2 separate regions of the Mus musculus genome follow, and region 1 is linked to region 2. A link is a loop called in an ENCODE intact Hi-C map of the cell type or tissue named here. Cell type or tissue: heart. All regions are shown on one strand. Links, peaks and the distances in the headings refer to the core of each region. The heading gives the core; the rest is flanking DNA. Region 1 overlaps Ift122 (intraflagellar transport 122). Region 2 overlaps Plxnd1 (plexin D1).

What was found. Hi-C counts contacts between places; a loop is a spot of excess contacts. Peaks named below come from ENCODE experiments on the same cell type or tissue, not always from the same donor. Only the 100,000 strongest peaks of a DNase experiment are listed, where the experiment ranks them.
Region 1: a loop joins it to region 2, with 4 times the contacts of the local background. A loop is called at or near these places in 4 of 42 quality-filtered maps.

Annotation. Positions count from the first base shown.
Region 1 is chr6:115,914,236-115,930,136 of GRCm38, forward strand. It overlaps Ift122 (intraflagellar transport 122), which reads left to right. Exons shown (of 29, transcript NM_001167763.1): 21 at 1,672-1,812; 22 at 2,738-2,832; 23 at 6,116-6,216; 24 at 9,031-9,196; 25 at 9,641-9,752; 26 at 10,112-10,237; 27 at 11,181-11,260; 28 at 11,518-11,682; 29 at 12,001-12,464. The coding sequence ends at 12,090. It also overlaps a transcript of Rho not described here. Among named protein-coding and RNA genes, the nearest start is that of Rho, 9.7 kb to the right of the region's middle. In heart, for the core only: no CTCF peak of the experiment used is centred there; no DNase peak of the experiment used is centred there; H3K27ac peaks cover 3,750 bases.
Region 2 is chr6:115,972,501-115,988,401 of GRCm38, forward strand. It overlaps Plxnd1 (plexin D1), which reads right to left. Exons shown (of 36, transcript NM_026376.3): 2 at 8,078-8,254; 3 at 5,979-6,110; 4 at 5,658-5,758; 5 at 5,443-5,572; 6 at 4,070-4,247; 7 at 3,870-3,978; 8 at 3,451-3,553; 9 at 1-76. Among named protein-coding and RNA genes, the nearest start is that of Plxnd1, 15 kb to the right of the region's middle. In heart, for the core only: CTCF peaks have their summits at 6,314 and 8,123; DNase peaks (open chromatin) are centred at 9,927, 10,381, 10,651, 11,326 and 3 weaker places; H3K27ac peaks cover 3,603 bases.

The DNA.
Region 1 (15,901 bases), core at 4,502-12,501, 57 kb before region 2:
CACCTGTGCCTTCCCTTTGGTCTTCGGGATGCTCTCTGGCATGGACACCTCGGTTATTTACATTTGCCAGTGAGGAAACTGATGTTGAAGGAGATAAAGGAGTTTGCCTGTAGTCCTCTGGCTGGGAAGCTGCAGCGATGTTACTTGATTGAGCCAAGGTATACATTGTCAGGACAAAGTGAGAGGGCAGCCCTTGCTGTCTAGCAGAGTCTCACCTTCATTTTCCTCTACTGAGAATGAAATGGGCTTTGTTTCTGACTCAGGCAAGCCAAGCAGCCTCTCTGCCCCTTGGTGCTTCTGTTGGTGAAATGAGCCGTACACAGGGTGTGACGGCATCTGAAATAGAAGCCAAGGCAAGTATGGCACATTAACCGACAGCGTTCATCATCAGTTAGCGATGTGACCGCCTTCGCTGTGGCAGGTGCTGGCTGGGCACTTAACCTGCATAACCTTGAATCTTGCCAACAGCCCTGCAGAGTTGCAGAGGCTCCATGTGCTGTGTGAAGCTAGCGAGCAGCAGAGCCGGAATTGAATCAGATCTGTCCAACTGGGAGCCTAATTCTTACGCCTGTTTAGAAAGTCTCCTAATTGAAGTGGGTGGGTCATATTCCATAGCATCTCATTTACACTTGTGTGTGGTAGCAGTTACCACCTCCTGACACACTGCAGAACAAATGTCCCCTGTTGGAGCTCCTTGGTTAAAAGCCCCTGTGAAGGACAGCGCGTTCTCTACCGCCTCAGCATTTACAGAGCACCCAGTTGCTGAAGTGTCTGCATGTTTGGGCAAAACACATCAACCTATCCATCTGTCTTTGTCGCCCTTCCAAGAATCCATCGCCATAGTAACTTGGTACTCAGACAAGAGATAGAAGATGAGAATGAACCAAGGCCAGACCTTTCCTTCTCTGCAGGTTGAAGATGTAGGTCATTTGGATGCTCACACATGGTCAGGTGTCAGAGCTCTGACTTAGTCTTCTGGCAGCCCCAGGGTCCCCAGAAATTTGCCACATGGTGGTGAGGGGTGCAGGAAATTTCTGCTAGCCATAGGCTTGTTTTTATAAATGTCTGGTTTTGCAAGCTGAGCCAGATCTTTCGAGGTTGGTATCTGAAAGCACTCAGCTTAAGGTGGGTTCAGTACTGGGCTGGCTTCTGTTCTTTGACCTTGGGCATGATGTTTTATCTCTACCTGGAAAAGCCCATCATTCTCATGTAAGGGGGGTGGGGCTGTTCTCCATCTTTAGAATTTTGTCCTGAGGATTCGGTGTATAATTAATAGTGAAGGGATTTTGTGAACCACCAGGCTCCATAGTGGGACCTGCTAGTGCTACCCAGGAGTGAAAAAGTCTCAGTCTGGAGTGGAGTGGAGTGGAGTGGCGTCCAGTTCCCTGTGTGCAGTGCCAGGCTTCGGTGCTTCAGGTTTTCTCTCTGCTGTGCCTTGCTAAAGTAGGTTGCCATTTCCCAGCCAAAAGGAGTGTATCTCCCCGTGCTTATTTCAGGATGTAGCCTTGGTTATTTATAGCCTGCGGCCTGAGAGGCACATCTCGGCAGCGAGGCATCCCAGATGCTCCGATGAGTGGCCTGCCTCCCTCTTGAGCAGTCTCGTGTAAGCCCTGCAGCCTCCCTGCTCCATGCTGACTCCCTATGACATGCGTGTGCTTTCATGGCCCTTAGCCTTCCACAAGGCCGGGAGGCAGGGAGAAGCAGTCCGGGTGCTGGAGCAGCTCACGCACAATGCTGTGGTGGAGAGCAGGTTTAACGACGCTGCCTATTATTACTGGATGCTGTCCATGCAGTGCCTCGACATGGCTCAAGGTGAGTGAGCAACAGCCGGCTGGCCTCTTCCCTGGCCCCTCTTTAGCATCAGATAAAATCAGAAGAGCAGAGCTGTTTCATTAAAGCACTGGGCTTGTTTATTGAGTGTTTTGTCCCCGAGCCTGCCTTGCAATGGCACAATCTGGCCTGTCATCTCTTTCAAGTTTGCCTGTAAGTAGGACTTGCTGGCAGTCTGTCTTCTGGGTAGGAGGTCCCACCCTGCATTGCTAATTCAGAGCATCTCCCTCTCTTGCTACCTGGGAGCCTGGAGCTGGGCCCAAGTGAGCCCTGGCTTAAAAAAAAAATTTTTTTTAATTAAATGAAAAGATGAAGAGATCACTTTACAATAACTCACTCCAGACTCTCCCTCATCCCAGGCAGGAGGACAGTTTCAGACTTGCTTTCATTCATGTGGCTTCCCATGATCCCCTGGCAAGTTCTGAAGGAGGTAGCTGTACCCAAGGCTGTGTGCAGTAGTGGAAGGGCACTGGATGCAGAGTGTGCAGGGCGACAGTGTGCCCTGAAGTCACAGCTGCCAGGCCCAGGTGCCAGGTGGGGTTTTTCTGTCCTGGCCATTGATGTGCATCTCAGATAAATGGCTGACAAGCCCAGGTGCAGCGTGAGCACAGAGAGCCAGGGAAGATGCCATCTGCCCATCCCACCAGGATCCTTTGGTGTGTTTCCACTGCTGGGCATAACAGGTGCTGACCCAGTGGACAGGGCTGGGAGGGATCTATGCTTAGGTGTTTCCTGGCCAGGAGCTCTGCCCAGCTAAGGCCTACTGTCATCCAGGATGGACTACTCTTAAGCAGGACACTTGTCCATCGCTGCCCTCTTGGCCCCTAGCCAAGGAGCAGCATAGGAGGAAAAGATATCACTTGACACATTTCCCCTCCTTCCCTCCCGTGCTCCTCCCACACAGCAGATCCTGCCCAGAAGGACGCGATGCTGGACAAGTTTCACCACTTCCAACACCTGGCTGAGCTGTACCATGGCTATCAAACCATTCACCGATACACGGTAGGGTGACAAGGAGACTGGTGTAGCACCTTCGGTGTCACATGCTCAGCAAGGGCCTCAGAGAGATGGGGTATGTGATGAGCTGCCCAGAAGCCCTGCCCTTCTCGGGAGGGAAGCGCTGCTCCCTCACCTGCCACGGGGCTCGGAATTACAGTACAGGGCTGAGCCTTTCCAGTTTCGAGTTCACTATTTGATGCCTCTCTAGATCAGCAAAGGCTCAAGTTCTGTCTTTGGCCCTCAGTCTCCTCTGTAAAACAAGAGGGCTAGCCTGATCCCAAAGACACACAATTAGTTAAGACCATTCCCTGATGTTTGTTTTGTTTCTGGTTTTTTTTTTTTGTTGTTGTTGTTGTTGTTATTTGTTTTGAGACAGGGTTTTTCTGTGTAACAACCCTAGCTGTTTTAGAACTTGCTTTGTAGACCAGGCTAGCCTCAAACTCACAGAGATCTGTCTGCCTCTGCCTCCCTAGTGCTAAGATTGAAGGTGTGTGCCACTACTACCCAGCCCCATTCCATGATTCCTTTGATAAGGCCTTGTTGGTACCATCTGCCTCATGCTGTGTCTCCACAGCCCTCCAGTCTTAATTTTTTTTAAATATTTATTTATTATATGTAAGTACACTGTAGCTGTCCTCAGACACTCCAGAAGAGGGAGTCAGATCTTGTTATGGATGGTTGTGAGCCACCATGTGGTTGCTGGGATTTGAACTCCTGACCTTCGGAAGAGCAGTCGGGTGCTCTTACCCACTGAGCCATCTCACCAGCCCCAGCCCTCCAGTCTTGATTAACCCACTCTGAACTTATCCTGTGGCAACAAGCTGGGCCCCACCAGGGTCCCCCGGCTCCCATTAGCAAGTTCCTGCTCTGTGTTGTAGGCTTTGTCATATGGACTGATATCATCCTTCAGCCACACTATGAGATAAGTACCTCTGCAGATGAGGAATGCCAGGTGCCACACAGAGAAGAGCCATAGTGTCCCCTGACCCATGGGGCCCATCAGTAAGTGGCAGAGCCTGGGCTTGAGTCTCTGCTGATTGCAGTCTGTGCTCTCAGCTTCTAGGATGTGGGTTCACAAGCTATCTCTGGATGCCTGGGTGTCCCACTCTGATGTGTGACTTGGGAAATCCTGCATATCTGTGCTTAGTCTCCATCTCTATGGAATGGAGATGGTAGCTGGGGTAGCTCAGAGGGCCCAGTGCATTCACTTTGGAAATGTGACTCTGGTCCCCTTTCTACCTCAGGTTTCAGAGCAGCTTCTATAGGAGACCGCTCACCTCCGTCCAGTGTCAGAGGCCCTGCTTTCCCCAAGAGTCCCGCTCCTTGTCTGTGTTCTCTCTGCACTGTCCAAGTCTCAGGGAAACATTGGGTCCCACTTGGCCTATTCTTTGCACTGGGACCATCTCTTTGCCAGCAGCATCTATGGGCTCAAGCAGACCCGTCTTTCATTTAGGCCCCTTGTCTCAAACAGCTGAGAAACTATGAAGATGGGCGCTGGTGTTGGAGGCAGTCCAGCCTAGGCTGGGTGTGCTGAGCTGCCTTGGGTGCCTAGCCCTGGTCTTCTGATTGCCAGCTCTCGGGCTTCTCCCTGCTCACTGTGTCTGTGCAGGGGTCTTCTCACCTAACAGCTGAGCTCTGTTCTTGATGCACATGGTACTGAGCTAGGGGCCACCCATGGGCCCCAGGCTGGCATCCAGGCCTAAGCTTTGGGCTATTCCCCCAACCAGTGCCTGTGTGTGACAGTCCCTGTGATGAGGCCTGGGACACAGTGATAAGCAAGACATAGTCCCTGCCACAAGAAACCCCACCCCCACCCCCTATAGTAAGCAGGACAGCCCCTCATGGGAAAAGCTTTGAGGTGGCTTCTTTGAGAGGAGGTGATCCCTCCACCAAAGAGGGGCACAAGTGAAGAAGGGGAGGGGAAAGGATTTGTGGCAGGCAGACTATGGTCTGGCAAAGGCCTGGTGGCCAGCACAGTGGAGGAGTTGACATTGGGGCCAAGCAGGAGCCGCTCCTAAGAAGGCAGAGAGGAGGTGCGCACGCCTTTAATCCCAGCACTCGGGAGGCAGAGGCAGGCGGATTTCTGAGTTCGAGGCCAGCCTGGTCTACAAAGTGAGTTCCAGGACAGCCAGGGCTACACAGAGAAACCCTGTCTCAGAAAAACAACAACAAAAAAAATAAATAAATAAATTAAAATTAAAGAAAAAAGAAGGCAGAGAGGGACACAGATTTTTCCTGCGGCTCATTGCTTCTTCCCTAGAGAAGCATTGGTGACCCAGACTATTGCTTCCCTAGGCCTGGACTCTTCCAGCTCACACCCAGGAGAGCACGAGTTTCTTTCAGTTCCTGGAGCCAACAGAAACTGTAGAAATGCAAATGGGCAAACCAGCACTCAGGAGATGGAGGCAGGACGGTCATCCTAGCTACCTAAGGGAGATTCAGGCCAACCTAAGATAAAGACCTTTTCTCAAAAGCAAAAAGGAGGAAAGGGGAAAAAACAAACAAACAACCCCTGAAAGAAATGTAACTAGGAATTCAGGAGAAGTCACTGGGCTCTGAACCAAAGTAGAAAGTCACTTCTCTCAGCTTTGGGCCTCATGAGGGCCTGTCCTGGTGGCTGTTACAGAGGTCCTAAACCTTTACGGAGAGCTTCCAGTGGGCGGGAGCTGGCCAGCCTGTGAACATCTGAAGTTTGCACTTGTAGCTAGATTGCAGTGTCAGGCTCCCTCAAAGCAGGTCTTCATGCACAGGCCTTCCCTGATGGGGTGGGCTGTACTGCAGGCAGCCCCCGAGTACAGGTCTGTTCATGGCCAGTGGTCATGGAGACCTGTTAGAGCTTGGGCCAGCCTGGGCACTGTGTGCCTTTGGTGGCACATTTTGCTTCGGTAGCTGTTGAAGAATAAAGAAGAGCCTTACTGTGTCCTGCAGGAAGGAGTTAAGCTCCCCACTAGGTCATGTCCTCATTCCCAGAAAGGCCTTGAGCTCAGGAAGCAGAGCATCCCCAGGGACACCAGAGCTGAGAGAAGCACATTCTTCAGGGTTGAGGGGTCAGCTCTGAGTTCGAATCTCCACTCTGCCCTAGTCTTCGAGTAACATGGGCTGTCCTTTATCAGGACACATTCCTCTCTGGTACAGTGTGACTGAAAGTAATGGCCCACAAGCCTGTGTTGAAAGCTAGTGGGGCCAGCTGTGGTGGCGGGCATGCGGTGATGGCCGGCATGCGGTAGGTGGTCAGTGTGCCCTACTCATTCCAGTGGGGATCGTTATACCTGTTCTTTTGCTGCAGGAGGAGCCATTCAGCTTTGACCTCCCTGAAACCCTCTTCAACATCTCCAAGTTCTTGCTGCACAGCCTGACCAAGGCCACCCCCTTGGGTATCTCCAAAGTGTATCCTCCCCCACCTCCCTCCCTGCCCGCTGTCTAATGGCCCCAGTGCTCCACAGAGCACTTTACTGGCAGAAGCTCCTCTCTTAGCAGCCACTGGGGAGTGGGGAAAGGCTCGGCTGGGCAGCTGAGCAGCCAGTGCCAAGGGGAGCTTGGCTTTCAGGGTTGTCTAGCTGTGCCTAGTCTGCAATCCTGATCAGCACCTGTCCCAGGCCTCCCAGAACCCACAAAGGAGGGTGGGACTGAGAACTGGAAGCCTTCTGGATCTGGACCATGTCAGTCAAGGTGACAAAGCTGTCATCTAGTAGGGGTGACAAGAGGCAAGACTGTTTCTGAGATTTGTACCCTGTGCCCAAAAGTAAGACAGAGGTAAGGCTGGGTCTAGTCAGGGGCAGCAAGAAAGACTGTAGATAGGTCGGGGGCTATAGCAGGGAAGACTGTAGATAGGGCGGGGGCTATAGCAGGGAAGACTGTAGATAGGGTGGGGCTATAGCAGGGAAGACTGTAGATAGGGTGGGTTCTATAGCAGGGAAGACTGTAGATAGGGTGAGGGCTATAGCAGGGAAGACTGTAGATAGGGCAGGTGCTATAGCAGGGAAGACTGTAGATAGGGCGGGGGGCTATAGCAGGGAAGACTGTAGATAGGGCAGGTTCTATAGCAGGGAAGACTGTAGATAGGGCGGGTGCTATAGCAGGGAAGACTGTAGATAGGGCGGGGGCTATAGCAGGGAAGACTGTAGATAGGGCGGGTGCTATAGCAGGGAAGACTGTAGATAGGGTGGGGCTATAGCAGGGAAGACTGTAGATAGGGTGGGTTCTATAGCAGGGAAGACTGTAGATAGGGTGAGGGCTATAGCAGGGAAGACTGTAGATAGGGCAGGTGCTATAGCAGGGAAGACTGTAGATAGGGTGGGGGGCTATAGCAGGGAAGACTGTAGATAGGGCGGGGGGCTATAGCAGGGAAGACTGTAGATAGGGTGGGGGCTATAGCAGGGAAGACTGTAGATAGGGCAGGTGCTATAGCAGGGAAGACTGTAGATAGGGCAGGTGCTATAGCAGGGAAGACTGTAGATAGGGCAGGTGCTATAGCAGGGAAGACTGTAGATAGGGCGGGTGCTATAGCAGGGAAGACTGTAGATAGGGCGGGGGCTATAGCAGGGACGACTGTAGATAGGGTGAGGGCTATAGCAGGGAAGACTGTAGATAGGGTGGGGGCTATAGCAGGGAAGACTGTAGATAGGGCGGGGGCTATAGCAGGGAAGACTGTAGATAGGGCGGGTGCTATAGCAGGGAAGACTGTAGATAGGGTGAGGGCTATAGCAGGGAAGACTGTAGATAGGGCAGGTGCTATAGCAGGGAAGACTGTAGATAGGGCGGGGGGCTATAGCAGGGAAGACTGTAGATAGGGCGGGGGGCTATAGCAGGGAAGACTGTAGATAGGGTGGGGGCTATAGCAGGGAAGACTGTAGATAGGGCGGGTGCTATAGCAGGGAAGACTGTAGATAAGGCTGGTGCTATAGCAGGGAAGACTGTAGATAGGGTGGGGCTATAGCAGGGAAGACTGTAGATAGGGCGGGTGCTATAGCAGGGAAGACTGTAGATAGGGCGGGGGCTATAGCAGGGAAGACTGTAGATAGGGCGGGGGCTATAGCAGGGAAGACTGTAGATAGGGCAGGTTCTATAGCAGGGAAGACTGTAGATAGGGCGGGTGCTATAGCAGGGAAGACTGTAGATAGGGTGGGGGCTATAGCAGGGAAGACTGTAGATAGGGCGGGTGCTATAGCAGGAAAGACTGTAGATAGGGTGGGGCTATAGCAGGGAAGACTGTAGATAGGGTGGGTTCTATAGCAGGGAAGACTGTAGATAGGGTGAGGGCTATAGCAGGGAAGACTGTAGATAGGGCGGGTGCTATAGCAGGGAAGACTGTAGATAGGGCGGGGGGCTATAGCAGGGAAGACTGTAGATAGGGCGGGGGGCTATAGCAGGGAAGACTGTAGATAGGGCAGGTGCTATAGCAGGGAAGACTGTAGATAGGGCAGGTGCTATAGCAGGGAAGACTGTAGATAGGGCGGGGGCTATATCAGGGAAGACTGTAGATAGGGCGGGGGCTATAGCAGGGAAGACTGTAGATAGGGTGGGGGCTATAGCAGGGAAGACTGTAGATAGGGTGGGGGCTATAGCAGGGAAGACTGTAGATAGGGCGGGGGCTATAGCAGGGAAGACTGTAGATAGGGCGGGTGCTATAGCAGGGAAGACTGTAAATAGGGTGGGGCCTATAGCAAGGCCCCATGAGATGGGTGTGGACAAGCCCAGCTCCTATGTGGGTTACTTCAAATCCTGTGAGTCTACTTCTCTGCTAGTGAGAGCCACAGAGGGGTTGTAGTCCAGCATTTCACAGGCCTGAAAGTAACTTCATGTCCTGCTTCACCCAGCTGGCCGGCTGCCTCCTGTAGGAGCCTGCCCCAGAAAAGCACCCCCAGCTCACCATTAAGAACCCATTTCCTGGATGGTCCATTATTTATTCTTCAGGGGAAACACCCCAGACAAGGACCTTCACTGTGATAACGCCTTTCACTGGCAGGCCAGGCTCACCAAAGGAGCCATCATAGCTATCCCTGCTACCCTGGGTACCCGAGACTATCTTGTCCCAGGAGTTCGGTTGATTTACAGGATGGTTAACTTGGGTTCTGAGCCTCCCCTGGTGCTGTCCAATAGAAACACAGAAGTGACTACTGACACAAGATGCTTTCTAGCCCAGTAGTGGGTAGTGCTGGCTCCAGGTCACACCTCTTTTGTCCTTAACCTTGCCAATGGCAGGAATACACTCTTCACACTGGCTAAGCAGAGCAAGGCTCTGGGTGCTTACAAGCTGGCCCGGCATGCCTATGACAAGCTACGGGGGCTGCAGATCCCCGCCAGGATCCAGAAGTCCATTGAGCTGGGCACCCTGACCATCCGCTCCAAGCCCTTCCATGACAGTGAGGTAAGGGCCTGCGTGCCTTTGAACCTAGTCTGGTTCTGTTGGAAGATGGCTGCTGTGGCCTTGGCTCCCCTGCCAGTGCACTGGGATAGACTGGGTTCTTCCTAGCTGTGCCTTAGGCTTTCAGTGCCTCAGTTTCCTGCTCTGTCAGGTGGGTATGTATAAACCCTTACCCACAGGTGGTAGGGGGTACTTGTGCAGCATAAGTGATGTATCTGACACAGTGCCTAGACCTGGCAAGTGGCAGGAGTTGACAGTGGATACAGTTGTTCCTTTGAAGATAGCGTCCTGCTAAGGCCTGGCTTGGAGCAGGTGTCTGGGCTAGTGAGCCTCAGGTGTAGTCTTAGTTGGCCAGCCTCTCCACAGCATGCCATCTTTGACCCTGGGAGGAGATGGAGGTATGCACACTTCTGGTTCAGCCTGGGCAGACGTGACCTTGCTCTATAGGAGCTGGTACCCTTGTGCTACCGCTGTTCTACCAACAACCCGCTGCTGAACAACCTTGGCAACGTCTGCATCAACTGCCGCCAGCCCTTCATCTTCTCCGCCTCTTCCTATGGTGAGCTCCCCACTGCTTTACAGACACGTGACATTGTGCAGAAGGTGATGCCACCATGCCTCAGATGCAGAATTGCTGTCAGAATCCACGGAGGCAAGGCCCAGCATGTCCCCAGCCAGAAGTCCCACTCTCAGCTGGGGTCTGAGAGGCTGAGGGAGCAGTCCACCTCTTTTAAAACAGCTATGTGGGGGAGGGGCTGCTGGAGACCTGGCCCTCCCCACATGCACTGTGTCCCTTGCCTGCATAGTGGCTGCTTGGGAAAGGGGACATGCTCTGGCTGTTCCACCTGCTCACCTGGTGTGAGTGACAGCCCCAAAGCTCTCCTGAAGCCATCCCCCAGCCCCTCCCTGTCCCCCCAGAGGTGCTGCACCTGGTGGAATTCTACCTGGAAGAGGGGATCACTGACGAAGAAGCTGTTGCCCTCATCGATCTGGAGGCACCAAGACACAAGAGGGAGGGCAAGTGGCGAGAGACCTCAAGCAACAGTATCCTGTGCTCTTGGCTCTGGCCAGGCAGGGGTAGGGAGGCAGGGAGGGGACGCAGCATGGACTGTGGCAGCAGGCAGGGACAAAAGGATCAGATCAAGAAAGACTGGGGAGGTCCTCACATAGTGAGGACCAACAGCAGAGGGGGCAGAGCGGCCAGGGCCTGCAGGCACAGGGAGAGTGTCCCCTTCATCTTCATCTGCCCTGCCCTGTTCCTCAAGGCACTGCTCCTGCTTCTGCCCACAGCTAAGCGGAGCTGTAGGATATAAACTTGGGGGAATCCCTAGGTTTCTCCTCAGGTAGCTTTTTCATGCAGTGGTAGCAATCAGTACTCAAGCTGAGAGAATTGAGTGTGAGGCTCCCAGGTGCCCATCCCACTGTCCGGAGGCCTCTGCACCCCTTGGTTCTGCTTTCCTTGGGTACTTCATCCCACCTCCATAGCAGTGACAGAGGGGGAACACCAGTAATATGGCTGAGGCTCTAGGACAGGCGGTAGGTATTTCAACACCCCTGGTCCTCGAAGGACAGTTGGCCACACCCACCACATTCCTACGTGAGGCCCTCCTACTTGTGCTTTAGCCAGCTCCAACACCACTGGGCAGAGGGAAGGCTCATAGGATGGGGTCCCGTGATGGTTCTTGCCCTTCCCTCCATGGCTGTGACTGCTGAGTTCCTCAAGTGGCAGCTCTAGGCCTATGGCTGCACCCACTCAGGACTCCTGGATGGACACTTCCTGTGAGCCACGGTGTGACTGGATGATAGGACCCCTTCTCTCTCTTTCCCCTGTTCCATCTGGAGGTCTCTTCCAGCCACTGTACCACTCCCCCCAAGTCTGTGAGAGGCAGCACCTAGCTGAGCTCCTGGGAGTCGCTGTGTGGGCTGGAGGGTGTTGTACCTGTACCTTACTGGGCTTCAGGCTCCACCCTTGACCAGACCCCTCCAGATTCCCAGACGTTGAAGCTGGACGAGACCATGGACTCCATAGGAGAAGATGACCCATTTACAGCCAAGCTGAGCTTTGAGGTGAGATGGTGCAGCCAGTGCTTTCCCCAGGCACACAGGGACCCACCCTCAGTTAGTGTGGCAGTGAGAAAGAGAACGAGATGGCTTTCTCTAATGACTGTGGTTCTGAGAGCACTCCAGTGCTGGCAGGGAGCATGTTACTGTTAGGGGTGGCTGAAGGTAAGAGGTGGTAGTGTCCCTTTGGCCACCAAGGACCCTGGGATCAGGCCAAGGGCATATCGCCCATGTACACCTCCCCCATCCCCCCCACCCCCCAGCAAGGTAGCTCTGAGTTTGTGCCTGTGGTGGTGAACCGGTCAGTACTACGCTCCATGAGCCGAAGAGATGTTCTCATCAAGCGCTGGCCCCCGCCGCTGCAATGGCAATATTTCCGCTCGCTGTTGCCTGATGCCTCCATCACCATGTGCCCCTCCTGCTTTCAGGTACCCGGCCTACAGCTCCTCCATTCAGGTCGCCTCTTCTGCCCCTCCATTCTCCCTATCTCCTTTGGGAAGCTGGGCGTATAGGGGGAATTGTGAGCTGCCCACAGCCTGCCCTCTCACTTGCATCTGCCCAGCTGGCTGCAGTGGACCTTAGCTGGTTCCTGCTCTGCACTCCCCTGAGTGAGGGATGCTCTACCTGTGAACCTCATTCAGATAAAGAGCCCTCCAGGCCTCAGGGCAGCATGTCCCAGCCCTGCCAGGCTCAGGGCTTGAGCTGGCCCTGCCTCCCTGTATCACGGGCTGTCTGCCTCTCCTCAGATGTTCCATTCAGAGGACTACGAACTGCTTGTGCTCCAGCACGCCTGCTGCCCTTACTGCCGAAGGCGTATCGACGACACTGGCCCGTGAGCAGCGACAGCCTCTGGGACCACGGCTCCCATGGTCTCCTTGCTGTCCCCAGACTGTTGGGAGAAGGAATTAAACCCTCAGAACACGTCTCCTGCCCAGATGAAGTTTGTATGTTGCAAAGGGGGGGGGGGCTGCCTTGTGTAACCACAGATTTCCTATTTATGGCATTTCATTCCTTGTAAATAGCACCAGGAGACGGGGAAGAGAACACACACATATTTTCTAAGAAAAAAAAAAATCTGTTACTTTTAGAAGGGCTCATGTGTTCATAGCAGCCTGCTGGAGTCCGTAGATCCGTCAGACCATTACCGTGCACACGTTGCCAACAGATTGCCTCAATAACGACAAATAAAAGGGCTACTCGTTTTCATCAGTGTCTGCGTTTTAGCAAATCCTCATATTGTCTGCAACTTAATTTCCTTATGCAAAAGTGCACCTGTTTCTAATTTGATCCGAAAGGAACATTGCTTTTACGTGCTCTTAAAATGTAATCTAATCAAATGGCACCATGGGCAGGGGCAGGGCAGGGGTGTTTTTGTTGTTGTTTATTTTGGTTTAATGAGGATCCATCTTGACAGTCTTGTGCTTGGAGCCCAGGAGCGTTCCCACCGGGTGCTCGGCCTTGTGGCCCCTTTCCTTTTCTCCAGGGCACGAAGCGCGGGGGCTCCAGTTGGGATCCACAGAACGCTGTGGGTCTCAGGCAGAATCTGGAAGGAGAACTCACACGCATTGGGAAACTATTTCGCATACCCCTGTGTTGGTTATGGCTGGGAGAGCAGTAGGTTCCAGGGCCCAGGGGCTTCCAGCCATGAGGGCACCTAGACTTGTAATCCCTAGAGTCCTCCTGATGCCACTGCCCAGGGACAGACAGCACACAGCACCCCTCCCCCACTCTCTTAACAGGCAGAAGCAGGGAGATGGAGGCATGCTGAAGATGTCCATGTGAGGCTGGTGGTAGCATGCCCACTGCTGGGATGAAGAGATGGGGGCAAAGTGAGTGGCAGAGGCCAGGCCAGGTCCAGGCCCTTCCAGGCTTCCTCTGCCACTGTGGAGATGAAAGAGGGAGCCAGGCAAGGTCCAGGCCCTCCCCACCCCCTCTGCCTCTATGGAGATGAAGGGGGAATGAAGAAGGGAGCCAGACAGTTGTGCCAACACAACTCCTCCGTCGAGTGTCTAATTGCTTATGATCATGCATGCTCTCTCTCCCACTAAACATTTATTAATGTGTTAGGATTTCCATTAGCGCGTGCCTTGAACTGAAATCATTTGCATATGGCTGGGAAAAAGTGGGGTGAGGGAGGAAACAGTGCCAGCTCCCCAACAGGCGTCAATCACAGTGACAGATCAGATGGTTTCTGGCTGGAGGCAGGGGGGCTGTCTGAGATGGCGGCATGCATCCTTTCAGTGCATATCACAGAAATTCAGGTGACTCCTGCTGGGAGCCAAGACCCTGAGGCTGAGCCTGGCCACAGCTCCAATAGCTGCTGGATATCATCATGTCTGGGCTGAGCAGCCTCTAGAGGTACCCTTTTACAGATAGTAAAACTGAGGCTCAGTGACTGCTGAGCCAAAGTTGGACCCACCCACACTCATTTGCAGACTGCCGTGGGCCATGTTCTGATCTCTTCCCTACCTGGACTCAGCCCAGCACACTCGGCACACAAGGCCCTTCTTCAGCTTGAATACAGCGTCCTCAGCTATAGCCAGCATCTATGAATGGAGCTCAGTGACCCTGACTGGAGGAAGTTAGGACAGGGATTTTTTCTGGAGTTTTGGCAGGAAGAGGCCAGGGTCAGGTGACTGCTGGAGCACACAGCTTGGTAAGACTAGTCAGGACCTGCGTCCTGAGGCTACATGTCATATCCACAGTAAGGAAGTGGAAGATGGGAGATGACTGGCTGGGCCACAACCAGTGAGTGGAATGTCCTTGTGCATCTTTGTTTCCTAACCTTCCCCTCTGTAGCTGCTGAAACACACACACACCCCATGCTCTGTTATGCCTCTTCCCTGGCCTGGGATTTCCATGGCTGAGGTGATGGGGCACTGAGGCACCGCCAGGAAAGGCTGTAACCCATCTGCTCCCCCATCCTTCACCAGACTTCAAGCACCTACCTAGAGCACAGGTGCAATTTTGTACCCTCCCTGTCTGGGACCCACAGTGGTTCCTCAATGCCGGCCAACCAGACTCATAGGCCTGCCCACAAGGCCCTTGGGGCTATCTGTCTGAGGCCTGCAGGTGCCCTCCTGGCCACCTAGGCTCCTGTGAGACTTAGACTTCCATAGATTCTTCCTGAAAGACTACTGAGGGCAGGAGCCCCCAAGCCTCAGGGTTAGCTTTCCTCAGCCCTGCCTCTTTGCTAGCTCCGTTTCCACATTGAAGGCAGGGCTGAGCAGGGCAGGCGCAGCGAGGAGCTAACTGCTGCTTCTCTCTCGTTCATTTGTCTGCTGCCCTGAGACGCCACAGCACCTAATAAGAGCATGTTATGTGTAGCAAACATTAGGCCTGTAAGGAAGGAAAGGAGTGACGTCCCTTGACGTCCTCAGCTAGGCTGTGGTGACACAAGCAAGAGGACTAAGCCACAGGTGAGGAGAAAGGGGGGGGGGGGTCTGCTGACCCAGCAACACTCTTTCCTTCTGAGGCTTAAGAGCTATTAGCGTAGGTGACTCAGTCCCTAATCCTCCATTCAATGCCCTGTGACTGCCCCTGCTTCTGAAGGGCCAACATGGCTACAGCTAGCTCCAGAGACAGCTTTTCAGGGCCCCAGCATCCAAGCATCTCACAGTTCTCCACTGACCACACTCCTGTGCAGCACTGGGCTTTTCAATGCCCCTGACTTGAAGAGAACTCAAACTGCAGGTCAACTAGACTCTGCAAACTTCACCTGTGCTGGGGGTTCCTAGCCTGTGGGGACAGTGTATCTTGAATACCTGCTGCTATGGACCAAGAGCTGAACACACAGACAAACAGGCTCAGCTGGCCGGCATTCTGGAACCACAAATGAGTGTGGATGAGCAGGAGGGCAACAAAATGGTCTGGGTGTTGTCAACACAGTCAGTAAACAATGCACGCAGTGGGGCTGGGCCCTGATGTGGAGCTAGGTGGGGTTGGCTCTCCTTGGAAACCTGAAGGGAGAAGGAGAGGGAGCGAGATGATGAGGTTTATCAGCCTGCAGAGGCAGGGGGTCAGGAAGGAGTGCCACTGTACTGACCCAGGACCTCTGTGGGACATCAAGCCATGCCAAGGAGCCATGGAGCCTCGATTGCACTGGCAGGGACAGGTTGTGATGCCCCAGAGTCCCCAGACCCAGCAAACAGAGGCCCAGAGTGGGAAGTGGAGCTTTCCAGGGTATCGGGGTGACTCAGAGACACAGGGTAGAATCTGCCTTGGGTGCTCACTGCCCTATCTGAGTCCACATGGCTCAGTCCCCAGGCCCTGTTCTCTAGTGACTGTTGCTTTGATGAGGTAGAGACAGGCAGCCCTCTTCTAAGAACTATGTTTTGATGGGGGACTCAGAGTTGGGGTGGGGTGGCAATGAAATTCTGTAGACTGTGTGGTTATAACCCTGGCTGTTACTAGCTAGTTCTGTGACCTTGGTGACCCACTTCAGACTCTAGGCCTCAGCCTCTGTAAGTGCAGATACACAGCGCCAATCAGCCGATGACTTCTAACAATACTCTTAACTCACACAGAGCTTGTCTCACTGAGCCAACACCCTGTACCCTCAGCTCAGTGACGGCTTTCAACCTGTGGGGCTGCCTCTGTTACCCAAGTGAGAGAGGGCCAGTGCTCCCAGAGGTGACCTTGTTTGCC
Region 2 (15,901 bases), core at 3,718-11,717:
CCAGGATGTCTTGGGAGCCACCTGTGGGCACGGGCGCTAGGGGCGAGGGCAGGATCTGGGGACAGTCCTGAGGACTCTGCAAACCAAACACAGGATGGGGATCAAATAGGATGTTTCAGAGCCTCCACCCCCACCAGACAGTCGTGCCTCCCCAGGGTGCCAACAGTCTCCATAGCAATGCCTGCAGCCCCACTTTCTAGATAAGGAGACAGATAACATGTTCCATCTAGGCAGAGTCTTCCTCCTGGATCTGCTCCTTAGACCCAGAGTGCCTAGAAACTGCGCAGAGGTAAGCGCTTCCGTGGCTGGGTTCTTTGGGATTCAACCTTGCAGGACACTAACACTAGGCCAGACCTGGGTTAAAAATTGCCTCTGAGGCTCTCAGAGACCATACCGCACTGTACAGAGGAAACTGTACAGGGGAGGGGCAGAGAAGGTGAGGGTGTGGCTATGTTCTCTCCACATTCCTCAGCAGGATACTGGGGAAATATCAGTGCTGGGGCTTTGAAGTTCTACCTATTGCCACCTCGATATCTGACCTACAGGGGCGAGACGTCACAGGGACCCCATACCCCAAGGCTACTCTAGCCAGGGGTCTCTTGGTCACATCTGTCAAGGCAAGAATTAGTGCTAGGACACCTGTGTGTATATGAGGTCACCCTCTGGGACAAGGACACATCTCCTGGGGTACTGGTTTTCCTCTGTCCTCCCTTTTGCCCTCTCCCTTTGGAGACAGCGTCTCAGTATGTTGCTCAGACAGGCTGGCCTCAAGTACTAGGGTCCCACATGCGGGCTGCCACTCCCATCAGCCTCTCTAGCTTCCTCCCGCTATGTGCTTGCCACAGGGGCCAAGCTGACCTCAAATTTGCCATTTCCTGCTTCAGCCTCCCTGGTGCTGACATTACAGATAGGTAGTCATGGGATATTTCATGTTACTACTAGTTCCTTTCCTAATAACACAGGGGACATTCCCCTTAAGGGGAACACTGACCAAGCTAGACCAGCGAAGAGTCTATTGAGAAACCCCTTACACCACCGTTGAGCTCCTGGATCCAGCGGTGCCTGAAGGTGACTGTTCACAGGCATTAGCTGATTAACTCCATGGCCAGAGCCAGTCTGGGCTTTTCCCTTACAGGGTTCCCTTTCCTGTTTCCACCCAGGCCATCAGACGGCTTTTCCCATTTGCCGACCTGACCTGCAGGCTCGGGAAGCTGTGTATGGTTACACGTAGGACAGGGATGAGTGCACAGGAGACGGGGAGAGGTCAGCGGCTACCATCGTGCAGGTGTGCACAGAGCCTGCTCTGGTTCACACAGGTTGGCACAGATCTCTCCTCGCCTAGCTGGAACTGCCAGGGCGCAATGCTAGGTGGCTAGGATCCCAAACGTGCTCCTGGAAAGATGGAGCTGCAGGAGTGCCCAGACTCCTACAGTGTCTCCAAGCTCAAGAGGGCAAGCGCTGGCATCCCAAGCCAGCCAACAAGCATCAATAGACCCAGTGACCAGGGCCTCCTGGCCTGCTGCCACTTGCTGTGGTCCAGCCCGCAGTCTGTGATGGCTGTCAATACCCATCAAGCCACTCAGCCACTGGCTCCAGCACTGTGCCGCCCTGTGGTTTGGAACACACCAGGCTCTGATCCAGCTACCGCTTCCCATCCTGCTTCCAGAGCTTGACATCATGTTGCCCTGGGAGCACTAGGCTCTGAGAGGCAACACTGGCCCCGGAACACCTGGCACCTTCCTGCCTCTTCTCATCCCAACCCCGGAGCCAACCCTAGCAGCCTCCCCGTGGGAGCCACTGGGACCACGTGCACGTGGCTGCAAGCACAACCTTCAGGGCCCCCTTTCCAGGAGCCAGGGGTCCCGGAGGATATGCAGACCCTCTTGCCTGCCGTCTGCCTGGGAGGCCTGGCGCCTCCACAGCTAACTGGCACTTAATTAAATGCCAAGTCGAGCACTGGTTCAGACCCTTGCACAGGCCTTGGTGAAGCTGCCTCTTCTCCTGCCAGATTACAGTAATGCTCTCCGACAGCCCCTCTGGGGCTGGCCCACTCCTGCCCTGAGGGAGAGCTGCAGACCTGGAGAACAAGCCGACTGCCAGCATCAGACACACCTCCCAGCTGCTGAGCTCCTATGCAGGTGTCAAGACCCACACAAAATCCTTTTAGGAGATGTCTCTGCTGGGCACCCATGCACAGTAGCCACAGATTCTAAAATCATCTAGGTGCCAAGTATAGGGCTGGTGCCTCCTGGAGTAATTCCAGATATCTAATTTAGCCCTTGCTGTGGGCCTCACTTTACAGAGGGAGAAAGACACAGAAAGGGTCAGCAGCTTGCCTGGGATCACACAGCCACAGGTCAGAGCTAAGGCTTTGAGCCTGTGGTAGGAAAGACAGAACTACATCTAATTGGCTTTTCCCCAGTGCTTAGCACAGACTTCAGTATACAAGCAGCACTCAGTGAGCGCTGGTGGATTGTAAGGTGGGCCCCTGGTCCTTCAGGGTTGGCATGTACCAGGCAGATGCAATGGATACTTCTGGTCTTCAGCAGCCACCAAGTCCCTGCTGTGTATGCAGCTTAGGGTTGTAGGTAAGGACATGTCATAACTAGGATGCCCCCCAACCCCAGAGCCACAGGGATAATGGGCCTAGACTAACCATATCCCAACACCCAGAGCGTCTCTCAGTATGACCATAGGCCACTCCTGGGCCTGTCAGTGAGAAGCCCTGTTCTGTGTGCACTCTGTGAGCTGGGTGTGGTTTCTGCATGCTGCTGAAGGCTGGCCTGAGGGTCCGGCTGAGGCTGTGGCAGCCCCTCCCAGGGTGCACAGCCCTGACATAAAGCAAGGGGAGGTATGTCTAAGCTCGAGGCACCGCTACTCCCCTGCTAAGGTCTGGGAATTTCACGTGTGACCCCTGAAAGAGGGAGGAGCCTTCCAGGGTGAAGGTGACATACCATGGGAACAGAGCCATGGGTCTTAGTACCTAACTCTATATTTCAAAGAAAGGCAGAGGGATTTGGGTTCAAGGCCTCCCAGGTAGGTGGTCTTGAATAAGCCACCTCCTCTTACAGCCATAGGGACAAAAGATTGAAGTGTCTGAGAAACCGTAAACAGGGGATGACAATGTTCCACCCTTAGTATCTGCTGTGGATGAAGGGCACAGCTTCAGCCTGGCTCGGACTTTCCAGAAGGTCACACTGTAGCCCTGAAGTGTCGCCTCTAAGAACCAGCTTTCCTGGAGTAGTTACCCAGAGAGATTCAAGGGCAGGGGAGGAAAAAAGGCCACCAGCTTGCCCAGCCACAGGGACTGGCTGAACACGCAGTGATGAGTCAGTCCCCTGCCCCACCCCACCCCGGGCTGTTAGTGCAATGCCAGGACTATGGTAACTTTAAAATCAAGAGAAGTGGGTACTAAAGCCGTGGGTGGGGTAGACCCAAGACAAGACTTACCGTGGGGTTTGGCGAGTCCTGGCACTGAGACTGGTTGGAGACACATGAATGCAGCTGGATGCACCAGGAGCAAGGCCACTGTGTGGACAGGCAGCTGGTACAGCTGGAAGACAAGGGGTCCCTCAGAAAGGATGACCCTAGTGCCTTGGAGAAAGGGGGCAGATGGGCCATCTTGCTTGGTAGTGAGCTTTCCACTAATGAGAGGTATGCAAGGGAGAAACAGGTAGACTCTTTTAGTCTGCCTCTGCCAGTCTGGTGTCAGTTTGCAGGGCCTGGCTGGTCAAAGCTTGCTACATGCAAGGGAAAGGTATGGGATCCTGTCTGTTGTGTGTACTGCATCCCGTCTGTTGTGTGTTCCAGGGTCTGAAGCTGTTCTCCAAGTTGTGTGGGGCCTGTTCCCCCTCCCGCTGCCCACTTACGCTGTATGGGGGTAGACTTGTCCAATTCGGCTGCAGTCGTAGATGGTGAAATTGGCTGAGACAATGTTGTGTCCTTTGACCCTTACAGACATCTCAACGGTCACGTGGTCTGGAAAGTAATCAGAGATACAAATGTCGTCATCCACAGGTGATGCTGGCAGGGTCCCACCCTTGGGCTGGCATCACAGCCAGGCACTCACCCTGGCCAGCAGGAAAGGATGGAAACTGGGCCCTGGGCAGGAGATTGCAGTAGGCAATCTGATGATCATAGGCAGGGCCAGGTACCCGGGCCACCGTTCGAACGCCATTTCCATAGTCACAAGCCATCTCCATGCCGCTGAGGCTGGGCAGGCTTCCTGAGATCTGTAAGATCATACCCTGGGGGAGAGATGCCCTCAGGTGAGGCCCAGGTTGTGCCCCTTACAGATCCTATCGCAGAGCATCTGTCTGATCCTGCCTGAGTGTCTCTCCGAAAAAAACAAAACAAAACAAAAAACACAACGGTTTGTCTCGAGGGAAGCCAAGGCTCTCTACTCGGACGACACCCTGGGGCTTTAGTGTTTCCACTTGAGGCTCCTCATCTCAGAGGTCACACAGGCTCTGTCAACCAGGCGTTGCGACACAGCTTGCAATCCCAGCACTTGGGAAGCTGGGGCAGGAGGATTGCTACAAGTACAAGGCTGGACTGGGCTATGGTATCTCAAAACAGAAGGCCTCTGCAGCACACGCTTGCTAGGCCCCCACTCTCCAACCCCAGACACGTGGACCTCACTCCCACCTTAGGGCCCCTGGACTGTAGTTTGCTATGAAGCTATCTTCCTCATACTCCACACCCTCTCCCAGAGCAAGGCTGGTGGGCACCGTTTTCTTGCCTACCATTGTGCCCCACCTGACTCTATTCTGCATGCAATCCCACCTCTATATTTTACCTGTCCTATTCTCTCCCTTCAAGAGCACTTCAGCTCCTCCCAGGCCAAGGGTTGGTCCCCAGAGTATGTACTCACACGGCACCCAGTAAGTGCTCAGTACAATGTGAATGGACAAGGGGATGAGTGACTGTGCCTATCCCAGGCTGCCCAGGGATGAGGCCAGGGCAGGACTGACATGTGACCTGGTGGAGTAGACCAGTTGGACCACTGGAACCCCTTGGGGTGACATAGGATGGCCCTGTCCTTAGAGGAGTCAGTGAGGAGGGGCTGGGAGGGCCCTAGCTGTTGGGCCACCCACCTTGCTGCAGGCATGAACTAGCCACCAGCCCTGTCTGTCCCATATCAGGGATAAGTGATGGCCACTAACACTCCCGGAAGAAGACAAGAAGGGTTAATTTTCTATCTGGGTGTCCCAAGTCAGCATATTCAGAAACTGCCATTTAAACGCCAGCAGTGGCCCTGTGCACTGCTATGTACTCAGGTTGCATGGTCCTAACTGTTGACTAGGTCTTGCAAGAGGCCAAGGCAGAACCTTGAAGAGGTGGCCCAGCCGGAGATGGTGCCTGGCCCTTGCTGTGAGCTTCCTAAAGCCTGGCTGCCGCTGGTTGTGCCCGTGGGCTTTAGGCTGGTGTGGCTCCACTCACTGTGTAGTCCCGGTGCACATCAATCTCCGAGGGCAGTACTGTCATGGCAGGGCAGCGGCTGGGGCCCTCACTGGCACTGGTCCAGAAATGTGGCTGGCTGGAGTTGGTGCAATCCTGCTGGAGTGTGCACCTGCAGGCACCGTGGGGTCAGGTCCTAGGCCACGGCCACCGCCCCTACAGCCCTCCCTGCCCTGCCGTCGGCTGAGGGGCCTCACCGGGTCTCCAGAGTGCACCAACCACAGTAGGCATCGGCCGCACCCACGCAGTCCCCGCAGGTGGAGTGTACCTCACACGCTGCCACCTTCACTCGGGCCATCTGTAGGCAGAGGGGGCCCAGCTGAGCAAGGGAGCCACCTCTCCCTCGTGAGGCTAGGGTAGCTAACTCTGGAGGTATTAGTAGAGGGTATGTGGGGGAAATATAGCCTCTTTGAAGCAGCGTGTGGGCAAAGATGGAGGTGGGGAAGGAGGTGTCCCCGACAGGAGGGTCAGCATGCGCAAAGGCCTGGCACCAAAGCTGGCTGGCTATGGTTCCTCACCTGGTGGGATGTCATCAGGTATAGGTAACCAGGATCCATGGGGTCAAACTGCATGACGTGATGCACAGGCTCCCCATAGGCTACAGTCAGCACTCGCCTGCTTACTACCTGCATGCTCTCGTTCAGGCTGATCTGTGGAAGGAAAGGCCATCACCTACTGGTGCCGGGGACTGCCACCCACGAGGTCAGGCTTTCCCAGGGTTGGAGTCTCCTCTCCCCTCCTGCTCAGATGTTCCAGGGTGAAAGGGAAAGGGGGGGCTCCTAAGTGGAGTGCGCATGCGCCATTCTCACTGACTCAACAGCGCCCCCATCAGGGACTCCCGTCCTGCTAGACTCCAACATCTCCCCCAGGTATGTGTGGGCTGTAGTTCCCAAACCATTCTCTGGGAGGCTGCTGGTTGTCATGGCTAATAGCAAGGCTTGAATTCTATTTCTGACATGCACTATAATCCAAATGAGTTGGTTTCCCTCCCTGAGCCTCAGTTTCCCCAGTGAATAAGAGTCAGGATGGCCATCGTTCCACGGGGCTGTGGGGATACAGGAGATAAGACAAGCAGAGTCCTGGGCGAGGTCCCAGGCCCCTCTGCATGGTTCTCCAGGGACTGGCAAAGCCCCGCTGTCTGTGTCCCCTTTCATCCTCACAGGCTGGGTGCTCAAGGCTCCAAGACGCTACTGCAGTCTGGACACCTATGGGGCCTCCCACTCACCTTTCTCTGGGTTTCTAAAACCTGCAGAGGTTCCCTGCAGAAAGAAACTGGCTGTGGCATTTGATGGCTTGAGGATCCACCTAGCCACACCTCCTAGCCACACCCCTAGCCACACCCCCTCCTCATTCCCACTTTGCTTCCACTGTTACACATCATACACCTTGCCTAGTCAGGCCTGCCTCACCTTTGCCACACGCCTTCCCGACAGCCCTCTACCCTTTTTATTCTGGAGTGTGCCAGGTCAACACTGTGCCCTCCCCAGGTCCCCCCAGGCTCGGGCTAGGCCTCTGAGATGTTACCAGGAAGCCTCTTGGGATGCTGGGAGGGCCTTGGCCGTGGCTCACACCATGCCCGCCTACCCTAGACACCAAACAGACAGCCAACTCATTTCCACTTCCTCAGTGTTCACTGAGTCCTGGGGGCCCAGCTGAGGCTCTGTATCCCATCCCAAGCATGGCACATAGAAATCAATTAAAAATGAAAAAGCAACGACCCCATCTCTAGCTATCTCTAGTCACTTTGTTGAAGGACCTCAGCGGCCTGCTTCTGTGGAATAGAATCCTTGGCTCGACGTTAGAGCTAAAGGACGCGGTGCCTGTGAAGTACCCTGAGGCACAGGGTAAACAGCAGGTGCCTAATGACTGCAGTTTTGTGGGTAGAAGCGGGAGAGGGCTCTGACCACAGTCCTGCTCTGTCTCATTCCTCCTCAATGGATGGAGAGCCCGGAGTCCAGAGGAGATAAGCTATGTCCTTAGGTCACACAGCGAGTAGTAACAGTTAAAAGCAGAAGCTACACATCTGGCCACCAAAGCTGAGCCCGGGTGGGTCAAGGCTGAGTAACCGGGGCCCTGCCTTCTCCCTGGTCACCACAGGTGGTTCTAGGCCTGTGAGGCCCAAGCCCCAACCCCATCCCACCCAGGCAGCTGCCAAAGGGAATTAGATTATGGACTCTGAATCAATTAGGCTGGGCCTGGCTGCAAGTCTGACAGAGAGGTGGAGAGGCGGCGAGCAGGGGTGTCCAGTCGGCTCTCAGGTAGGAAAAGCAGCTCCTTGCCCTCCCTTAGCTCTGGAACTTGCAAGGCCTCATGGTTAATCCAGAAAGTGGACCCCTGAAGGGGTGGCCAGCAGCTCTGTTGTCTCCCAACAACTGCAGCCAGTAGAGAAACAGAGGCCCAGGGGGAGCCTGTGCACTGCAAAGGTCAAGATGCGGCAGGGCAGGCAGCAGGCCCCAGGCTAGGAGATGCTGAAAGCAGACAATGTGCAGACATCGCTCAGGTCAGTTCCTCCCTCCTTGACAGGCCGCTGTGGAGGCCCAGAGGGAAAACTGAAGAAAGCAGGGGGACTCTGGCCCTCTGTGGCCCTTCCCAGGGAGCTCCCGTGGAGCACCCTTACCTTGAGGAGCCTCCCTGTGGCGGTGCCCAGAAAGACGGCCGTGTAGTTGTTGGCACTGGCCACAGCCACGGCCGTGAGCCCTGGAGCACGGAACACGGGCGATGCCCTCAGCGGCTGCAGGATGGTCAGTGGGTGCTGCAGGTGGGCCGCTCCGCAATCCAGTTGCTCCGGCTGCAGCTGTGAAGACAGGCAGGTTAGACTCAGCTCTGGAACCTTCTCTGGCTCCCTGCTTGTTCACACAGGCAGACCCCAGCTCTCAGACCCTGCTTGACACAAACAGAGGCCCGGTTAAATAGATCCCCAGATGCTACCCAGGTCTAGCCTTGACCTTGGGTGACACAGCTACTCGTAGGAGATGGCTGGTGTTTAAGATATGTGGGGAATAGACTGGGGGTGGGGAAGGGAGGGAGGGAGGCAAGACAAGCTGGCAAGACTGGTCTTAAACTGGACCTTTTAAGTGACCAAAGGTACAGGGGTACATTACTTGCAGTCCCAGACACTGGGGAAGCTGAGGCAGGAGACTTCCCTGACCCTGGGAATTTCAGCCCAGCCTGAGCATTACGGCACAGCCACATACCTGGCCACAGCATTCCTCCTGGCCACACACAGCAGAGAGGCCAGAAGAGCCCATATCTGGTCACTGAGGTCATCCTTGCCTTAGTTCACTACTGAAGTGACACCCAAGAGGCGTCCCTTCCATCTCCACTGTGTTTCCCCCACAGTTCTAGCATCTCTTCCCATTCCCTAGGTTTCTTGGGACAATTTTGGAGTAGGCCAGCCCGCCCGCCCCGCCCCCCCCCCCCACACACACACAGCTATGGATTGGGGCTGAAGTGCCCTGGTCTAAAACCCATGGGTAAATTGTGTCCTTGAGGGTTGCTATGGCTGACCCTGGCATGTTACTTTGCTTTTCTGAGCCTCACTTTACTCAGCTATAAAATGGGCGTGTGCACATACTTCCCCTTTGGGAGTTGAGACAAGATCAGTGGTGGACTGAGTTTGCAGAGGTCAAGGTCTTCAGCTGGTGCTGGGTCAGACTTAAGCAGGTACCACTGGCTGTCAGCTATGACTGGTGCTAATCCAATAACGGAATGGATGTGAAGGCTGTGGAATGGCTCAGTCTGTAAAGTATTTGCTACACAAGCGTGATGACACAGAGTTTGAAAGCCAGATACAGTGTTGCACTCGTGGGATCCCAGTGCTGCAGGGGCAGACAGGTGGTTCCCTGGGAACTACTAGCCAACCATCATGGATGTTTGGTGAGTTCCAAGCTAGTGAGAGAGAAGACCCGGGTGGGTAGAGAGATTGGGAGGATCTGGGAGGAATGTGGGAGGGGAAAGAATAGGATCAAAATATTTTGTATGAAATTAACTTAAATAAAAAAATTAAAAATAAAAACCAAAAATTGAAAGAAAAAAAAAAGAAAGGTGAATGGGATGGGGGGGTGGCTAATGAGATGGTGCAGGGGTACGGGTGGGTGCTTGTCACACAGGCCTAATGACCTGAGTGTGTCACCTCTTAACCCCAGGACTCTTATGGAGAGATGGTAGACAGAGACAGGAGACTCATCCCAACTTCACATGAGCAACAAGAAAGCCACTTCCTCAAAGTAGAACTCCAGACCAGACTCCTGAAAGTTGTCCTCTGACCCCCAGACACACGCTCCTACATGGGTGGAGTCTGAGATGCTGGGATAAGTTCGATGGCAGAATATTTGCCCTGCACACAGAAGCTGCCTACTCTGAAGCTTGTGGCCACCTCAAGGGGGCTTCTCTGACCCCAGCCCTCAGCTCAGCTCTCTCAGGTCTTCATGCCACCATCTAACCTGTATCTGTGCCTCACACGCCGGTCCTGCCTCAGGGCCACTGTCTCTGCTCCTGTCCCTGTCTATCAGGTTCCTGCACAGCAGCGCCTGACAGGAACACATCCCAAGGCCTCTGGGGAATGTCAGAAAACACAAGGACCAAATCCTATATACTCAGTTTGGTCCCATAGTCTCTCCCAATGAGAGTTTATCAGTCGTCTCTGTAAGGGAGGCAATAGTGGGACAATCGAGGAACACTGCAATGGAGCACAGTAAGTGTGGGCTCTGGCTCACAATCTTGCACCACAGACCTCGGCAGCAAGAATTTCCACCCCTTCTCCCAAGGCAGGCACGTCATGGCTTTCCGAGATGTATCAAATTGCCACCACCGTACATTTGCACTTTAAGAAAAGTAAGGACCATGCAAACCAAGCTCTGGCATTTGGGGACAGGCTATCAGGAACCATGACTACTAAGCAGCTACCAGGTGGGTAGCTTAGGCAGGGTGGAAACGCTGGACAGAGCCCAGACTCAGAGGCAGGGTAGGGATGGACAACACAAGACTTCTCCGTGGTACTCAGCACAGCAAGCAATTTCAAGATCATGAATTGTTTATTTCTGGAATTTTCCATTAATACCCTTAGACCTTGGCTGACCGAGAGTAAGTGAGACTGCAAACAGAGTCACTGTGCACTCTGACTCCTGACCTGAGCGAGCTTCAGCCCCAACCCACTTGCCTTTGTCCTGGACTTACGTGAGCTGAGATGACCCCCAGGCTGGGGCTCCTCCCCAGCTGTCCCGGAGCAGCACAAGGGCTACAGCTGTCCTGTCCCACTGAGACCATGGTCTCCCACAACTTACATAACTTTCGCTGAATACAGATTACTTACTTTTGTCATTAAATAAGTTGCTTTTTAAATTAAAATATTGTAAATCCCTGTGGTGGGAGATGAGCTCCGAGAGACCCCCAGAGTCGGCTCTGGGTGCTTCGCTGAGCCCTGCCTGGCTGTCCAGCCAGAGTGTGGGTCCTGGGAAAGGCAGAGCCATTGCTGGGCTGGGAGTGATTTGTGGGCCGCCATGAGAGGGGAGGCTGTGGAAAGGCTGGGAACTGACTCCCGCAGCCTGCCCTGACGTTCACAAGCCATTAATTCTGTGCCGAAGGAATTTTCGAAAAAGCCTTTCCCCCAACCTTTTTTTTTCTCTCTTTCTCTTATCCTAAAAATAAAATCTAAAAAAAAAAAAAGCTTTTTTTTTTTTTTTTTAAAGGAGAAGTGAGCAACAGGGGCTGGAATGATCTATGTGGAGGGAAGCTGCCTGCCTGGGCCAGAAACCCTCAGACTACAAGTGGCTCCTGCAGGAGTAGGGCTGGGACACCCACAGAGGCCCTGAGGGTGGCCTTGCAGAACTTGGTGATCAGGGCCATGGGCCCCACAGCCTGGAATTTCTCCCCTAGCACCTCATTCACTGAAGTGGCCCACACAACCCCAGCCTATTCCTAGCTCAATGGGACAGAGCAGGCCACCGTCCCCATGACACCGTCCCCATGACACAGCTGCAGTGTCCTCGCTGTGTGCAGAGGGATTTCACCCCACCGAATGCTCAGGGCTCCCCTCCATTCTGCCCATTACCCACACTTAAGGCCAACCACTCCATTTCTCCGCAGTTCTTGAAACATCCCACCCATGTCCCACAGCCCGCTACTGGCCCTGCCCTTAGCAGCCAGTGTCTGGGCCCTTAGGCCCAGCTCCACCATGCCTCCTCTCCAGGTAACCCAGCCTGCAAGGCTCTAGTCAATCAATATGAGACTCTTAAAAAGACAAGCCCAGGGAGGAGAAGATGGCTCTGTTGGACAAGAGCTTGCTCTGAAGGCATAAGGACCTGAGATTAATCCCCAGAAACCATGATTAAAGCAAACAAAAAACAATTGTGTTTGGTGGCAGAGGCTTGGACTCCCAGAACTCAGGAGGTAGGGGGGTGGGGGGTGGGCGGGGGGGGGCGGTGGCAGGCAGATCCTTGCAGCTCACTGGCCAGCGAGCCTGGCCCACTTTGGAAAGCCCGTGAGGACGACACCCAAGGTTCTCTGTCCTCCACATGCATGTGAACATCCATCCCATAGGTGTGTGCAGACACATTCTCATTCTGTGTGTGTGTGTGTGTGTGTGTGTGTGTGTGTGTGTGTGTGTGTGACAATACTGTAACGGCCAGCACTTCTCTTTATTCGGGTGTATTAGGCGCATGACAGGTCCCTCTGGAGAGCTCATGAGTGAATACTTACTAAAGAAGGGAAATTAATTTTGACTAAGGTGTAAACATCCCATCCAGCCGCTTCCTTTCTAAGCAGTGATGAAAGGCAATTCAGCCATGGCGAGCCGGCAAAGCAAGGGAGGTTCATGGCCTGCCTATTGTGTGGGTAGCACAGGGCAGGCAGGTGTTTGGGGCAGCACGAAATCTAGCAGCTAGCTCTGTTTCCTGTAAGAGCCTCAGTTTGTCCCTCTCTGAAATGGAGTAGGTAATGGCCACTGATTTCAGCTCTTCCTTGAGAGCATGCAGCCCCTCCCTGTTGAGCCAGCTGCCTCCTGGGGCCAAGCTCAGTGCTGCCCACTCTCCATTAAAGGGCTGCCCTATTGATTTCACTCCTTCAGTAATTGCAGCTGAATACAGCTCTTCTCTCCCAGGAAGCCAGCTCCAGGAGGGCTTACAGTATGCCCGCCATAGCCTTCCCACAGACCCTGCCAGACCTCTACAGCTCCGCAGCAGGCACTCAGAGGAGGATGAGACACGGCAGCCGTAGTCTCCAGGTTCCATCCCAGGTGCCTACTACTGTGCAGCTGTCCCTGGCCTAGGGACACCTTCCTGTCTGAGGCCCAGAACGGAAGGCTCACAACTGCTCAGAAGTGTCACATAGCTGACTGTGGGATGACAGAGGCGACTGAGATGTCCAGACTCCCCTCTTAACGACCCTGACAGCAGCCAATGGGAGGGTTTCTCCTCTACTGCTCTGTTAGACAGGGGCTCTGTGAGAGCCACACCCCATCCCACTGGGAGCCTCTGCAGCTTAGCTGAGGGTCGGAGGGGGCCCAATACTGTGTGGTATTGTGGTAGTGTGGAATGCTAGCAAAGAGGACTTGGGGAGAGGGACACAGGGAAAGATTACCCTTCCAGCCTTCATAACTTACAGTCCTGTAAGTTGAAAGTCATTCAAATATGATGCTTATTAAAACACATTCGCACACAGCTGCAGAGCAGACCATGACCTCTCTGCAGTTCAACAGCATTCCGTCAGTATGAACATAAGCCATCAAGGGCTCGCTCAAAGCGACCCTGACCTGTGGCTGGTCTGAGATCTGTGTTCTGGGCAACTCCTCCCTCATCTCTGCCCCACGCGGAGTCACACCTCCTAGACTCCCAAGCCCTGATCTCTGCAGAAGGATAAGGACAGGGATCCAGGCTGGATGGGGCAGGGTTCTCCTGAGGACGTGGGGGTGGCAGGCCCAGGAGAAAGGGCGACCTCGGCAGGCAGCAGCTTCCTGCAGAGCCCAGCCGCTTGGGGCTCTCTGCCCTTGGCATTAATATTTGTCTCAGGAATAAAAGAAATTGTCTGGAGCCTGCACAGATATGAGATCAGAAGCAGAACTTCACCTCTAAGAAATCCAGCCTTAAAGCCCCACTCCCAGCTTCAGCACAGGCTGCCCTTTGGGACATGGCAGCTCCACGGACGCAATGTCTCACTTGAGGGTAAACCGAGGCACAAAGATTCCTTAAAACCTACTATGTATTAGCTCTGGCCAGGGGACGAGATGACAGCCTCAGTTCTGGAAGGTTCTCTCGGAGGAAACTGTTCCTGCCCAGGAGCCCATGCACCTCCCAAGGCCATCACGATACCTCCAGGAGCTGCCTAGCACAGAGGCAGGCAGGGCCTTCCTTAAGACACACAACACAGCCCAGCCCTTGGCTGGCTTCCTTATCTGTGAGGCTGGGACGGTAACAGCACCAGCCACACAGGACTACTAGAGGTGCTAAGCTCACAGCTGCTCAGTAAATGTTCCCAGGTGGCTTTGGGGGCATCGGCAGAGTCAGGGTGCCCAAGAATGGAGAAGCCCTGCCAGCTGACCGCTGGGTACCAACAGCAGCCAGGTGTCTGCGTGAGTTTCTTAGCATCCTGCACAGTCCGGGTTTGGTGGCCTGAGCGGCTGCTGCCTGGACCCCGCAGAGCTTACTCAGACGGTGGTTGTTTGGCTAGCTGACCACAGCCAGCCAGGCACCCAGCTCCCCCTTCTCCAGGCTGTTTCTCATTCCCTGGCCTGGCCCAGTCCCCAGCATCCTCCCCGCCCCCCCCCAACTTGTCCCCCAGGAACACAGTGTGGTGTAGTATAAGCAGCACTGTGTTTCTCCCCAGCCCAAGGCCCTGCCCCCCAGCTAGCTCCAGTAGGCAGGCCTCCTCCAGCAAGATGGCTTTCTGCTTCTTCCTCACTGCAGGGGACCAGCTGTGTCTCCGGAGCTGGCCACTACCGGTCCCTTGAGGGCTAGGAACAGCCTGAGTCTCACACCTCCTCTACAGCGCAGCCTTCCTCCTCTCTGGCCTTCTGTAGTCCCCAGTCCCTTGGGTACTGACACACTTGGGGCTTCCGAGGCTCCAGGCAGGTCAGCTGGTTCTGCAGTCTGTGGCTCCCAACGGCTGCCACCATCACAGCCACTTGGTGCTAGCAAGCCCTCAAAAGCCAGGTGGAGAAACTGAGGCCTGCTGCATCATAACACAGCAGGCAAACAGGGCTGAGATGACCCATTCGGGCAGCTAGCCAGCGCCCAGCATGGCTCCAGCCCGAGGCTTCCACTCAAGGTTACTACCTGCAGTTCTGTTATTTACTGATTGAGCCTAAAGTGCTGCTGTGATCGGCCCTCTGGGGCTGCACAGGCCTTGGACTAGAGCCGCAGGCTTCCTTCCTCCATCCATCCTCCATCTTATGTGATTTATGGGGTTTGGAGCTGAGGACAGTGCATTGGGAGAGCAAAGGCCTGGCTGCCTGGGAGCTTGGTGACATCACGTGTCAGCACCAGAGGAAGCTACTTCAGTGGGGCCACCAGATGCCCACCTGGGTGGCCCCAACATGGACTTTGACAAGAGGAAGCTATGTTCTGGGGTAGCTTGGTTCCTGTTCTGGCACTCCGAGACACTCTTGGGGCTGTCCCCACTCAGGGACAGCTGGTTTCCATGGCAATGCTCACACCATTGTCAGGAGCTGGAAAGGCCTTGGGAATCACCTGGTGCAGCCATCACAGGGGAAACTAGCCAGCAACTGGTAGCAGCTCGGACTTTTCCAGAGCCAAATGAGCCATGCGTCCTCAGCCTCTCAGGCCACACTGGCTCCTCAGGACCGGCAGGATGGTATCTAAGAACTTGGTCCACAGACAGGACTCTATGTTCTCAGTCTCAGCCCTGCTGGCTAAGTCAGCCACCACCTTGTCCCTGCCATGATTCCTTCCTTCCCTGTCTAGCCATCCTCCAGGTGCTGTCCAGAGCCACCACCTCCAGGGAGCCCTCCTATTGGATGAGGCTCAGCACAGGTCCTGAGTTTTCTGGGATTCTGGGATACTGGGGCAGGGTCTATACCTTCTCTCTTTGGGCTATGCAACAGGCCTAGTCCCCTCCCTAAGGGATGCCCCTAGGAATTAAGATGCAGGACATGACAAACCACAGAAGATGGCAGCCCAGGGGAAGGGCAGAAGCCCCACATCTGGGAGTGGCTGAAAGGTTCTCACGCTAGACTGGAACAATTCTGGGAGCACTCACTGCCTGCCATCTTAGGCCATTCTTAGGCTCCGTTTTCCCACCTTTAAAATGGATTCATTTTTTTTTAAAGTGCTCAGTGCACAAGTACAAGGCTCTGGGTTCAGATCCCAGCGCCACGTGAAAAGCTGGGTCTGGCTGCTTGAACCTATAATCTCAGCACTGGGAGGCTGAGGCAGGAGAATACTTGGGGCTCACTGTCAGCCAGTCTAGGAAATAAGCCCCTGGTTCAATG